Linked DNA regions of Mus musculus: region 1 is linked to region 2. Evidence: chromatin loops called from intact Hi-C (ENCODE). Cell type or tissue: left cerebral cortex. All regions are shown on one strand. Each heading gives the region's core, and the rest is flanking DNA. Links, peaks and the distances in the headings are about the cores only. Region 1 holds the start of Setx (senataxin). Region 2 holds the start of Ttf1 (transcription termination factor, RNA polymerase I).

Region 1 (5,371 bases), core at 313-5,312, 66 kb after region 2:
AGGAAAACATCTTTGCTAGTCTATACCTTTTTTTGTTTTGTCCTGATTTCATAAGTCAAAACATTTTTGTGCACCTTATAATTATTTTGGAGGGTATCCAGGCCTAAGTTATTCTATAGCAAATCACATGTGTATATATTATTTATATTTTATGTTATATAATTCTAAAAATATAATGTAACGTAATACTTATTTGTAATTATTATATATTTGCTTTTTATTTCATCTTTATGTGTAGGAGTGTTTTGCCTGCTTGTATGTGCACCCATTGCCGGCCCCAGAGAAGGGCATCTGTTCTCATCACTTAGGACCGAAGTTTCAGACAGATGTGAACTGCAATGTGGCGCTAGAAAATTAACTCTGGGTCCTCTGGAAGATCAGTAAGTGTTCCTAACTGCTGAGCTCTCGCTCCAGCGTCAGACTTGTGTTTCTTACACTCAAGAGTAACTTAGCATTTATGTCCTTTCACGAATAAAGCATGGTATATTGCTGAAGTCTGAAATCTGGGTTACGAATTCTGCCAGGATCTGTATCATCAGGGACAAGGAACTGCGGGTAGTTTCTATCATTTCCCCTCATTTCTGAAAATTTCAGTTAGCTATCAAGAGTCTTGTTTAAAAAAAAACTATCATAAATGTGTTACTTTAAAAACCATGCATACATATAGTGCTTCTAGTTTGAAACCACTTTCTGCAACTTTGATTTTGATAGAAACCTTTGACGAAATGAAAAAAAAGGGGGGGGGGAGAAAATAACGGTCAGCTTCAACTGCCGCTTCCTGATTGGCTAAAGCCCCTCTAACGGTCATCTGCTGCCTTATAAACCACACCCCCTTTTCTGGAACGTTCCTTAGAGCTTTACCCTCGTGCTTCAGGCGCTGGCTTCTCATTCTGCGTTAAGGTTCTCCAGGGTAGGAAGGTCTCTGACCCACCTGCCACCTCTAAGAGCCTTGTTCTTTTCTGTGGCGTTGGCAATGGAACCCAGTGTTACAGTGTGACAGGTGAGTGCTCCTGAGTTACTTTCTTGCACACTTTCCTTTAAAAAAAAAAAAAAAAGGAAAAAAAAAAAAAGAAAAAGAAAGAATGTTAACTTTTAATTTTTGGTTAATTTAGGCCTCCAAATCGCTGACCTCCAGGTCTGGAGTTGAAACCTCATCACACCCTTTCCTTTTTAAAAAAAAGAATTATTTTAATTTTAAAATTTTGGTGAATGTAATGTAGGCCTCGAAATCGCTTTCTGTACGAGGCTGGCCTTTGGGCCTGGATGCGCTGGCTTTAAGCCTTCTGAGTACAGGGACCACAGGCTGCCGGGCTTGTAAAGTGATTTGTTTTTTTCCTAAATTCCGTTTTTGAGGAGGAGAGGTTTTGGGCCACCCAACTGTCCTTTGGGAAATCTGACATGACTGTGTTCCATTATCGGAGCCTGTTCTGGGTCGGAAACGGGCAGAGCCCTCGACTTGGGGCGCCCTTGCAGAATCACGCACACATTTTATTGTTTAGGTTTCGGACGGAAACGTGACAGACGTCGCGGACGTTGGGGAGCGGAAGAGCCCAAAGGGAACCAGCAGGTAAGCATCTCCCCGAAGAGGGTCGGGGAAGGGGCGGGGTGAGAAAGGGGGCGGGACGAGGAAAGGGGCGGGGACAGGCTCCTCGGCTAATTTACCGCTCCTTTGGACGGGAGTCCTTGATTGGTCGGACTTACCCCCCTCGTTCCGGAAGTGACGCCACTCAGCGGTCAGGCCGGTTGTTCCCCGCTGCTGCACTTTCCACCTCCCGTCCGCCCCCATGGTCCGCCCCCTTGGTGTACCACAACAAGCCGGCTCTGGCGGGGGCGGGCTGAGGGCGGGGTCCGCTCTCGCGGCAGCGGCGGGTTGGGCGTTGGGCGTCGCCTTGCCCTTCCGTCTGCTGTTCTAGCGGGGGGCATGGAGGTGGGTTAGCGCGCTGCAGCCGGGCCTAGCCGGGGTGAGACGCGCCGCGGACAAGCCGCGAGCGGGCGAACGAGCAGGAGAGGAGAGCGCGTGCGCGGTGAGGGGCGCGCGGCTTACTGCCGTTGGGAACTTGCGCGCGGCCTGCGGGAGCGGGCGCCTGCTGTGACCCTTCTGGAGAGCTGCGTTTGGTGAGAGCGGCGGCTTGCCGCTGCTACCAAGGGCGGGCAGCGCTTGGTGTTTCCTGCAAGCGAGGCCCGCCCCCGGATCTCTGCTGTTCTGGCATCAGCACCGCCGGCCCTGGGCAACGATGTACAGCGAGGACCCTTAGCTTCGGGGCGAGGGAGGCCTCCCGGGTAAGGATCCGACCCTCTGTCCTGGCGTCGCTTCCGCATGGGCACCCGGACGCCCTCCCCGCCGTACCAGGCGTTGCGGTGTGGACAGCCTCCCGTACGCCCACAGCGGATGTGATCAAGTGCCTATTTGGCCCCTGGAGGAGAACAGTCCCTAGGGAAGTTGGGGGGGGGGATCAGTGTTAAGCCGTTCCCCCCAGTAGTGTGTGGATCTAACCTGACCTAGGTAACTCATTAGATGACACAAGGCCCAGGTGAGATGCATAATGTAAGGGACATTTTATCAGTTTTTATTTTAATTTCAGAAATGTTCTTTTTGGGGGCCAAAGTGTGAATCTGTCTGAATGCAGAGCCACATCTCACAGATAAGCCCAGCAATCACAAAGAGCATCACTTCTCTGTAGGACCTTGGTCAAGGTAATTGTCTTATTAAACAATAACTTCTTTTTTAGTTATTTGATAAGTACTAGAGTTAAAAATGTGGCATAGATCCATACCTTGACATGCCCTCTTCTGGTGTGTCTGAAGATAGCTACACTGTACTCATATAAATAAAACAAATCTTTAATTTTTTTTTTAAAATAAGTCTAATGTGTGCAGTAACCTCTGGCAGCATTTTGTTAGGAATTTTTGGAGGTAGGTCAGGTGAGGCAGAGAGATTAGACTTAGTAATTCGGGCAAATGATGAAAGAATAGGAAGACTCAAGAAAGGAGGAGTGCTAGACTCAGATGCAGCAGAGGAGAGGGACAAGGTGATCCTGAGGTTACTGCTCTAGAGATGGAGTTGGTGTCAGCACTCTCAATGGAGCACTTAGTGAAATATTTATTTTTTTAATAATTTACTTTTTATGCATATTGGTGTTTTGCCTGCATGTGTCTGTGTGAGGGTGTCAGATCTCCTGGACTGGTCGTTACCGGGAATTGAACCTGGGACCTCTGGAAGAGCATCCTGTGCTTTTAACCCCTGAGGCATCTCTCCAGCCCATACCTTGTCCTCTAGGCTCCAGATGCCTATACTCCACTTTTTCTGCTGTTCTTCTGGTCATCTCATGGTACTGGCATCTCCAAAACACTGTTCCGCTGTAGCTAGGCTTCACCAATAGCCTCTCATAGGCTCTCTTCATGGTACCAAGCCTCAACTCCTTTGCATGACCCCTACTCTGCTACTGTGCTTCACCTCTGCCTTGCTTTCAGATTTGGGTTTAATCAGTTAAGATGGACCAACAGAGTATTTTGGCTGTGGAGGCAGTTTCTAGATGAAGTAGAAAGTCGTAAAGAGTAAGTCTTGAGTGTTAAATTTTCTGTAAGTGTCCCTTGTTCTTTTTAGCTACAGGTGCAGCATGAGCACATGCTGTTGGTGTACTCCAGGTGGGTCTTCCACCATTGATGTCCTAAAGCGCTATGCATCTAGCACTGGGTCAAGTGAATTTCAGACAGCTGATGAAGACCTCTGCTACTGCTTAGAGTGTGTGGCTGAGTACCACCGAGCCAGAGATGAGGTGCCGTTCTTGCACGAGGTAATTTGCAGTAGCTCTTAAACAGGAAGACAAAGTGGAGCTTACTGTCGGAAGGAAGCATTCAGGGAAATTTGATCCTAACTAAAGTGTTGAAATCTAGTCCCACTCCAGCACCTAGCACCCCAGTATATAACAGATGCTGTGACTACTTTGGGCTTGAATTGAAACTTAAAAGTGCAGTTTCATGATCTGTCAGTTGCAGTTATTTTGTTATAAATTTTTTTTTAGTTTTTCGAGACAGGGTTTCTCTGTGTAGCCCTGGCTGTCCTGGAACTCACTCTGTAGACCTGGCTGGCCTTGAACTCAGAAATCTGCCTGCCTCTGCCTCCTAAGTGCTGGGATTAAAGGTGTGCACCACCACTGCTCAGTGGGGGGTTGGAAGGGGTGGGAGGGGGAAGGGAGGAAGAGAGAACAAGAAGCAGAGATTGATGTTGGGTGTCTTCCTTGATTGAGCTCCACCTTAGTTTTTGAAACAGGGTCTCAATTGAATAATTCAGGTAGAATGGTTGACCACCAAGTTCCAGGGATCTCTCTGTCTTAGCCTGGTACTGGGATTACAGACAGATGCTGGTGCACCCAGTTTTGTTTTTGTTCTTGTTTTTGGTTTTTTTTTTAAAGATTTATTATATCTAAGCACACTGTAGCTGTCTTCAGATGTACCAGAAGAGGGCGTCAGATCGCATTACGGATGATTGTGAGGTACCATGTGGTTGCTGGGATTTGAACTCAGGACCTTCAGAAGGGCAGTCGGTGCTCTTAACCAATGAGCCATCTCTCCAGCCCCCCAGTTTTTTTTTTTATATAAGCTAGGAAAATGTACTGGCTGGTTTTGTGTGTCAACTTGATACAGGCTGGAGTTATCACAGAGAAAGGAGCTTCATGTGAGATAATGTTTCCATGAGATCCAGCTGTAAAAGCATTTTCTCAGTGATTAAGCAGGGAGGGCCCCTTGTGAGTGGTGCCATCCCTGGGCTGTTAGTCCTGGGTTCTATAAGAAAGCAAGCTGAGCAAGCCAGGGAAGCAAGCCAGTAAGAAATATCCCTCCATGGCTTCTGCATCAACTCCTGCTTCCTGACCTGCTTGAGTTCTAGTCCTGACTTCCTTGGTGATGAACAGCAGTATGGAAGTGTAAGCTGAATAAACCCTTTCCTCCTCAACTTGCTTCTTGTTCAGGAATAGAAACCCTGACTAGGGCTGGAGAGATGGCTCAGTGGTTAAGAGCACCGACTGCTCTTCTGAAGGTCCCGAGTTCAAATCCCAGCAACCACATGGTACCTCACAACCATCCATAACGAGATCTGACGCCCTCTTCTGGTTCATCTGAAGACAGCTATAGTGTACTTAGATATAATAATAAATAAAAATCTTTTTTTTTGTTTGTTTGGTTTTGTTTTGTTTTTCGAGACAGGGTTTCTCTGTGTAGCCCTGGCTGTCCTGGCACTCACTTTGTAGACCAGGCTGGCCTCGAACTCAGAAATCTGCCTGCCTCTGCCTCCGGAGTGCTGGGACTAAAGGCATGCGCCACCACGCCCATAAATAAAAATCTTAAAAAAAAAAAAAAAGAAACCCTGACTAAG
Region 2 (5,371 bases), core at 206-5,205:
GACTGACACTAAGGCATAAAGTCCTCCTGGTCCCCAACAACCATTAACTGTCAAGGGCACTTTCGGACAGGGCCAGGTCCTCACTATGTCTACTGATTATGAGAGCTATGTAGCCCTAACTGGCTTGGAACTCACAGTGTAAGCCAAACTGGCCTGGAACTCAGAGATCCATTTGCCTCTGATGCCTGAGTGCCCCACTAAACAAACGTGTGTGTAATGATGCTTTGAGTGTCCAGAGCTCCTTTATAAAAACTTTTTAAAGACTTCTTTATGTGTATGAGTATTTTGCCTGCACATGTGTTTATGTACCTATGTCTTGTCTGAAGCCTGCAGAAGTCAGAAGAGGTTGTTGGATCCCATGGAACTGGAGTTATGGATGGTTGTGAGCTACCATGTGGGTGCTGGGTCCCCTGCAAGGGCAAACAAGTGTTCTTGTTTTTCTTCTTCTTAGATTTATTTATTATTATAAATAAGTGCACTGTGGCTGTCTTCAGACGCACCAGAAGAGGGCATCAGATCTCATTATGGATGGTTGTGAGCCACTATGTGGTTGCTGAAATTTGAACACAGGACCTTCAGAAGAGCAGTCAGTACTCTTACCTGCTGAACCATCTTGCCAGCCCCAAACAAGTGTTCTTAACCAATAAGCTGTCTCTCCTGCTCCATGTCCATGGATTTTAATGTGGTACAGTAATGATGTCTATTATGCAGACATATGAAAAATAAGAATTCTTTTTAGAGGCTCAATGGTTATTGGTTGCTCTTCCAGAGGACCTGGGTTCAATTCCCAGTACCCACATGGCAGCTCACAACAACTGTCTATAGCTCCAATTCCAGGGGATCTGACACCTTCACAAACACACATGCAGGCAAAACACCAATGCACATTAAATTTATAAAATTTTGAAAAAGAAAGAATTCTTTCTGTGAAATGCTTTATTTTATTGTACTCATATGGGTTTTGGCCTACAGGAAAGTCTATGCCCCACATATATGCAGTATATGTGAGTTCACTGATCCATCTTCAGCACTAAATGCAAAAACACCCACTTCCACAAGGCCCTGAGTTCATCATGGAGCAAGACACACTGATAACCAATCTGAACTCTGAATGTCAAGGCTTTACCGACCAGCAGTGGACACTGTCAGTACCAAAGCAGACAGCGCAAACTTCCAGCTGCTCAGACAAGCCTGACTCGGTGTGTTTGCTTACAGTTTTTCCAGATTGCTTCACTATGTAACCCAAACCTGTGATCCTCCTGCCTCAGCATTACAAATGCTGGAATTACAGGCATTTGTTACTACAGCTGGCAAATTGTGCATTTTTTTAAAGATTTACTTTTTTTTTATTTAATTTTATTTTTTTTTAGGTATTTTCCTCAAGATTTACTTTTTTAATGTATATAAGTGTTTTGCCTGCACATGATATGCATGTCTACCATATGTATACACCCAGTGCCCGAGAGGTCAGAGGAGGGCATTGGAGCCCATCCCCTGGAACTGGACTTATGGACAGCTGTAAGCCACCTCATAGGTGCTGGGAACTGAACCTGGGTCCTCTGGAAAAGCAGTAAGTGCTCTTAACCACTAAACCATCTCTCCAGCCCATTTTAATCAAAGGTGCTTAGTAGCTCACACAGAGGAACCCACAGTAGTTTGAAGAAAAGAAGAATAGTAGAGGGGAAAGCATGGATTGGAACCCTGGACCAGATAGATCATCTTACCAAAAGCCTCAAATTTTCCCACTACAAGAAGGGACTGAGGGCTGGTGAAATGGCTCAGTGGGTAAGAGCACCCGACTGCTCTTCCGAAGGTCCGAAGTTCAAATCCCAGCAACCACATGGTGGCTCACAACCATCTGTAACATGACCTGACGCCCTCTTCTGGAGTGTCTGGAGACAGCTACAGTGTACTTACTTACATATAATAAATAAATAAATCTTTAAAAAAAAAGAAGGGACTGAGACAGTATTACCTAATACAGATACCCACAACATAGGATTGTTGTAAGAGTCAAGAAGACAGCTTTTAGGCTGCTATACGGCTCAGTTGGTAGAGTGCTTGTTCAGCATGCATCAGTCCCTGGCACAGCATAAAACCTGGTATGATGGTACCTGCCTGTTATCTCAGTACTGAAAGTAGAGGCAAAGGAATGAGAAGTCCATGGTGAGTTTGAAGGCACCCTAGGCTACATGAGACCCTGTCTCAAATAAACAAGAGAAAAGCTTTCAACTTTTATGATCACCACACAAAAATGTAACTGTTTTAACGTTCCAGTGGTATAGATATTAGCTCTAATTTGATGGCTCAATTACATTTTTCACTTTTTTTTTTCTTTTCGAGATGGGGTTTTTCTGTGTAGCCTTGACTGTCCTGGACCAGGCCTCAAACTCATAGATCTGCCTTGCCTCTACTAGGATTAAAGGCATGTGCCACCACTGCCTGGCTGCTTATAAGCTAAGTTTTGGCTTATTATTATTATTATTATTATTATTACTACTACTACTACTATGAGAGTCTCACTGTATAGACTGGCTTCAAATTCTCTTTGTAGATCAGGCTTGCTTCAAGCTCACATATACCTGCCTGTGCTTCTGGAGGGCTGGGATTTGCCTGGGTTGCTTAATTAGAAGGGCACTCTTTTTCTCTATCCTATACGTAGCGTCACGACCATAGATAGACAACTACGCATGCGTCCAATCCTTGCGCGCCTCCATGTTACTATGGCAGCCGGATGCGCAGCTGGCCGGAAGTCAGTACAGTATTTCCGCCTAACAACACTTCCGGGTTGGAAGACGAGCGCTACATTGTCGCTGGGTAGGTTGGATGAGCTTTCCTTGAGTTTCTGCGCCCCAAGTGTGGCGGGCGGCTGCGCTGGTGCCACGTTCCGAGTGAGGCTGCGGCCTGAGGCGGTTGTGCCTGTTCCTCGCCGCCGGGGGCAGTGGGGGCCTGGGAGCCAGGCCGCGGCCCGCGGGTTCCTTCTAGTCTGTTCCTCCGGTCGCCGGCCCGGGACAGAGCAGGGTCAGTCAGAAGCTAGGGTGGTGAGCGGAGGTTGCGCGGGGCCGGAAGTGGGGTTAGTGGGTTAGGCGCTTTTCCGCTCCGTAGTTGAAGCTGAGCGCTTCTCGAGAAACTGCCGGGCTGTTTGGGAAGTTTGTGCGGAAGGGACGGTGGGACCCAGTTTGGAGTCCGTGACTGTACCCTGATAAAGTGGCTTTCGCACCGAGGCTAGTCATCGGGCTTAACGGCATCGCGAGGCCGTTAGGAAATCGGAACACTTCCCAAGACAGAGGATGTCAAGAAATGAACTGCAAGGGCCAGACCTTGTTATGAGGACCTGAAGGCCCTGGAGGTCTGAAAGGATGTTGATTTTACACGAAGAATAACAGACAAAAGAGTTGAGGTTGAGGAGATGGCTTAGCAAGTAAAATACTTGCACAAACATAGGACCGGAGTTTAAACTTTTAGCTTCTCCACTTACACCCTTTTTCCTGCGCATTTAGTGAGGATAAATAATTAAGCTCTAATGCATAAATCCCTCTCGTTCCTCAAGATTGGGTAAGGGTGTGAAGAGATGGTTCAGCGGCTAAGAGCACTTGTTGCTTGTGTAGAAGACTTGGGCCTGGTTCCCAGCAGCCAGTTCTATATAGTAGGTTACACCCATTTATGACTTAAGTTCTAGGGACCTCCACGAGCACCCAGCAGACAGGAGGTGCATTCATACACACAAAATATAATCCTTTTTTTTTTTCTTAATTACAAACAAGGTTCAGGAAAAGTGGTTGTAATTAATTGTTACCGAAGTGACCTCAGCCCTTGGCAAAAATTTCTCTGGGGCCCAAAAAGAGCTCAACAGCTTTAAAAGACAAACAAAAGCCCCCAATAAAAGAGTAACTAAATGTGTTATCACAATAAGGATGTGGAGGAAAATAGGGACCCGACTCCTAATGATGACTCCTAGGAGGGTCAGGAACCAGGGGAGCTCTGGCAGTGGTGCTCAGGGAAGAGACTGATGGATGGCTAGCATATCCATTTCCGTTTTACAGTTTGGTCCTACGCCATTTCAAGTGTTCAATAACTTCATCTGGCTAGTAGCTACCCTAGGGGACACTCGGGTCTAGAGAAACAGAACTTGTTCTGGAGAGTGTTCTGGTTCCAGCCGTGATTTTAATACAGCCCAACTGCCCACTTGTGGGTTTTCCTTCTGTTCTCAGCACAGGGACAGCCAAAAGGAAAGCATTAATTCATGCCAAAAAAAATGAAAACTACTAAGCAGAACCAGATTAGGTTCTGGGGCTACAGTGATTATGTAAGACTGTCTTAGATCCTTAGCCCTAGTTCACTCCTGCTGTGTCATACCTTGCAAAGTCTTTGAAAGGGTCCCCTGCGTCCCTAGGTACCACTTTCCAGATGGGGGATATTTCTGAGGGAGGAAGGTCTAAAACAGAGCTCTGGTACCCCATGGAAGGTGAAGGAACTGCCTTGTAGGTTCAAGTGTTCTTTCATGGCCTCCTCCCTCCAAAACACAGTTTTTACAGCTGCTGTGCACTGCCCAGTATGTTAGGTACCTTCTATAGGAAAGGTGCTTAGCATCTAGGTTGGCTGAAGCCTCTGGTGAGTGAGTGAGTGAGTGAGTGAGAGAGAGTGAGAGAGAGAGAGAGTGAGTGAGTGAGTGAGTGAGTGAGAGAGAGAGAGAGATTGGTTCCGAGTCTGTTAGTAAAACAAACTACAGGTCAGAACATAAAGATAGTGAGAAGAAATCTGAAACACTGTTTTTGGCTGGGTGTGGTGGTACACACCTTTAATCCTGTCTCCCAGGAGACAGAAGCGGTTGGATATCTGTGAGTATAAGGTCTGCCTAGTCTACAGAGGGGGAGTTTTAGGACAGCCAGGGTTACACAGAGACATTCCGTCTGGGGTTTTGGGAGGAGTGCACTGTTTTGAACCACATAAGTATGTCACCTAGTCAAAGATATATTCTAAATATTTATTCTAAATATTTGGACCCAGAAGCAACTCAGATTGAGGAGAGGAATATGAAATGTTTGTAGGTAATTCTTTTTTTTGTTTGTTTTCAAGACAGTGTTTCTCTGTGTAGCCTTGTAGCCTTGACTGTCTTGGAACTCACTCTGTAGACCAGGCTGGCCTCGAACTCAGAAATCCTCCTGCCTCTGCCTCCCAAGTGCTGGGATTAAAGGCGTGCGCCGCCACGCCCGGCTGATAATTCTTTATGTACTGGGGAGGAGGGTCTGAGGGAGGGATTCAGCATCCCACGCTGGCCTCAATCTTACTGTGTAGCTGAGAAGGATCCTCCTAGCTTCACTTCTCAGTGCTAGGTCACAGGTATGTGCAACTGTAGATTTATGGAGTTTTC

The links. Hi-C counts contacts between places; a loop is a spot of excess contacts. Peaks named below come from ENCODE experiments on the same cell type or tissue, not always from the same donor. Only the 100,000 strongest peaks of a DNase experiment are listed, where the experiment ranks them.
Region 1: a loop joins it to region 2, with 4 times the contacts of the local background. A loop is called at or near these places in 15 of 42 quality-filtered maps.

The regions. Positions count from the first base shown.
Region 1 is chr2:29,123,270-29,128,640 of GRCm38, forward strand. Setx (senataxin) reads left to right here and starts at 1,723. Exons shown (of 26, transcript NM_198033.2): 1 at 1,723-2,280; 2 at 2,583-2,694; 3 at 3,605-3,794. The coding sequence starts at 3,618. In left cerebral cortex, for the core only: CTCF peaks have their summits at 2,784 (motif pointing left), 4,471 (motif pointing right) and 5,090 (motif pointing left); a DNase peak (open chromatin) is centred at 1,759; H3K4me3 peaks cover 2,128 bases; H3K27ac peaks cover 1,391 bases.
Region 2 is chr2:29,057,487-29,062,857 of GRCm38, forward strand. It overlaps Ttf1 (transcription termination factor, RNA polymerase I), which reads left to right and starts at 2,777. Exons shown (of 12, transcript NM_009442.2): 1 at 2,777-2,817. In left cerebral cortex, for the core only: a CTCF peak has its summit at 2,922; a DNase peak (open chromatin) is centred at 2,737; H3K4me3 peaks cover 1,381 bases; H3K27ac peaks cover 874 bases.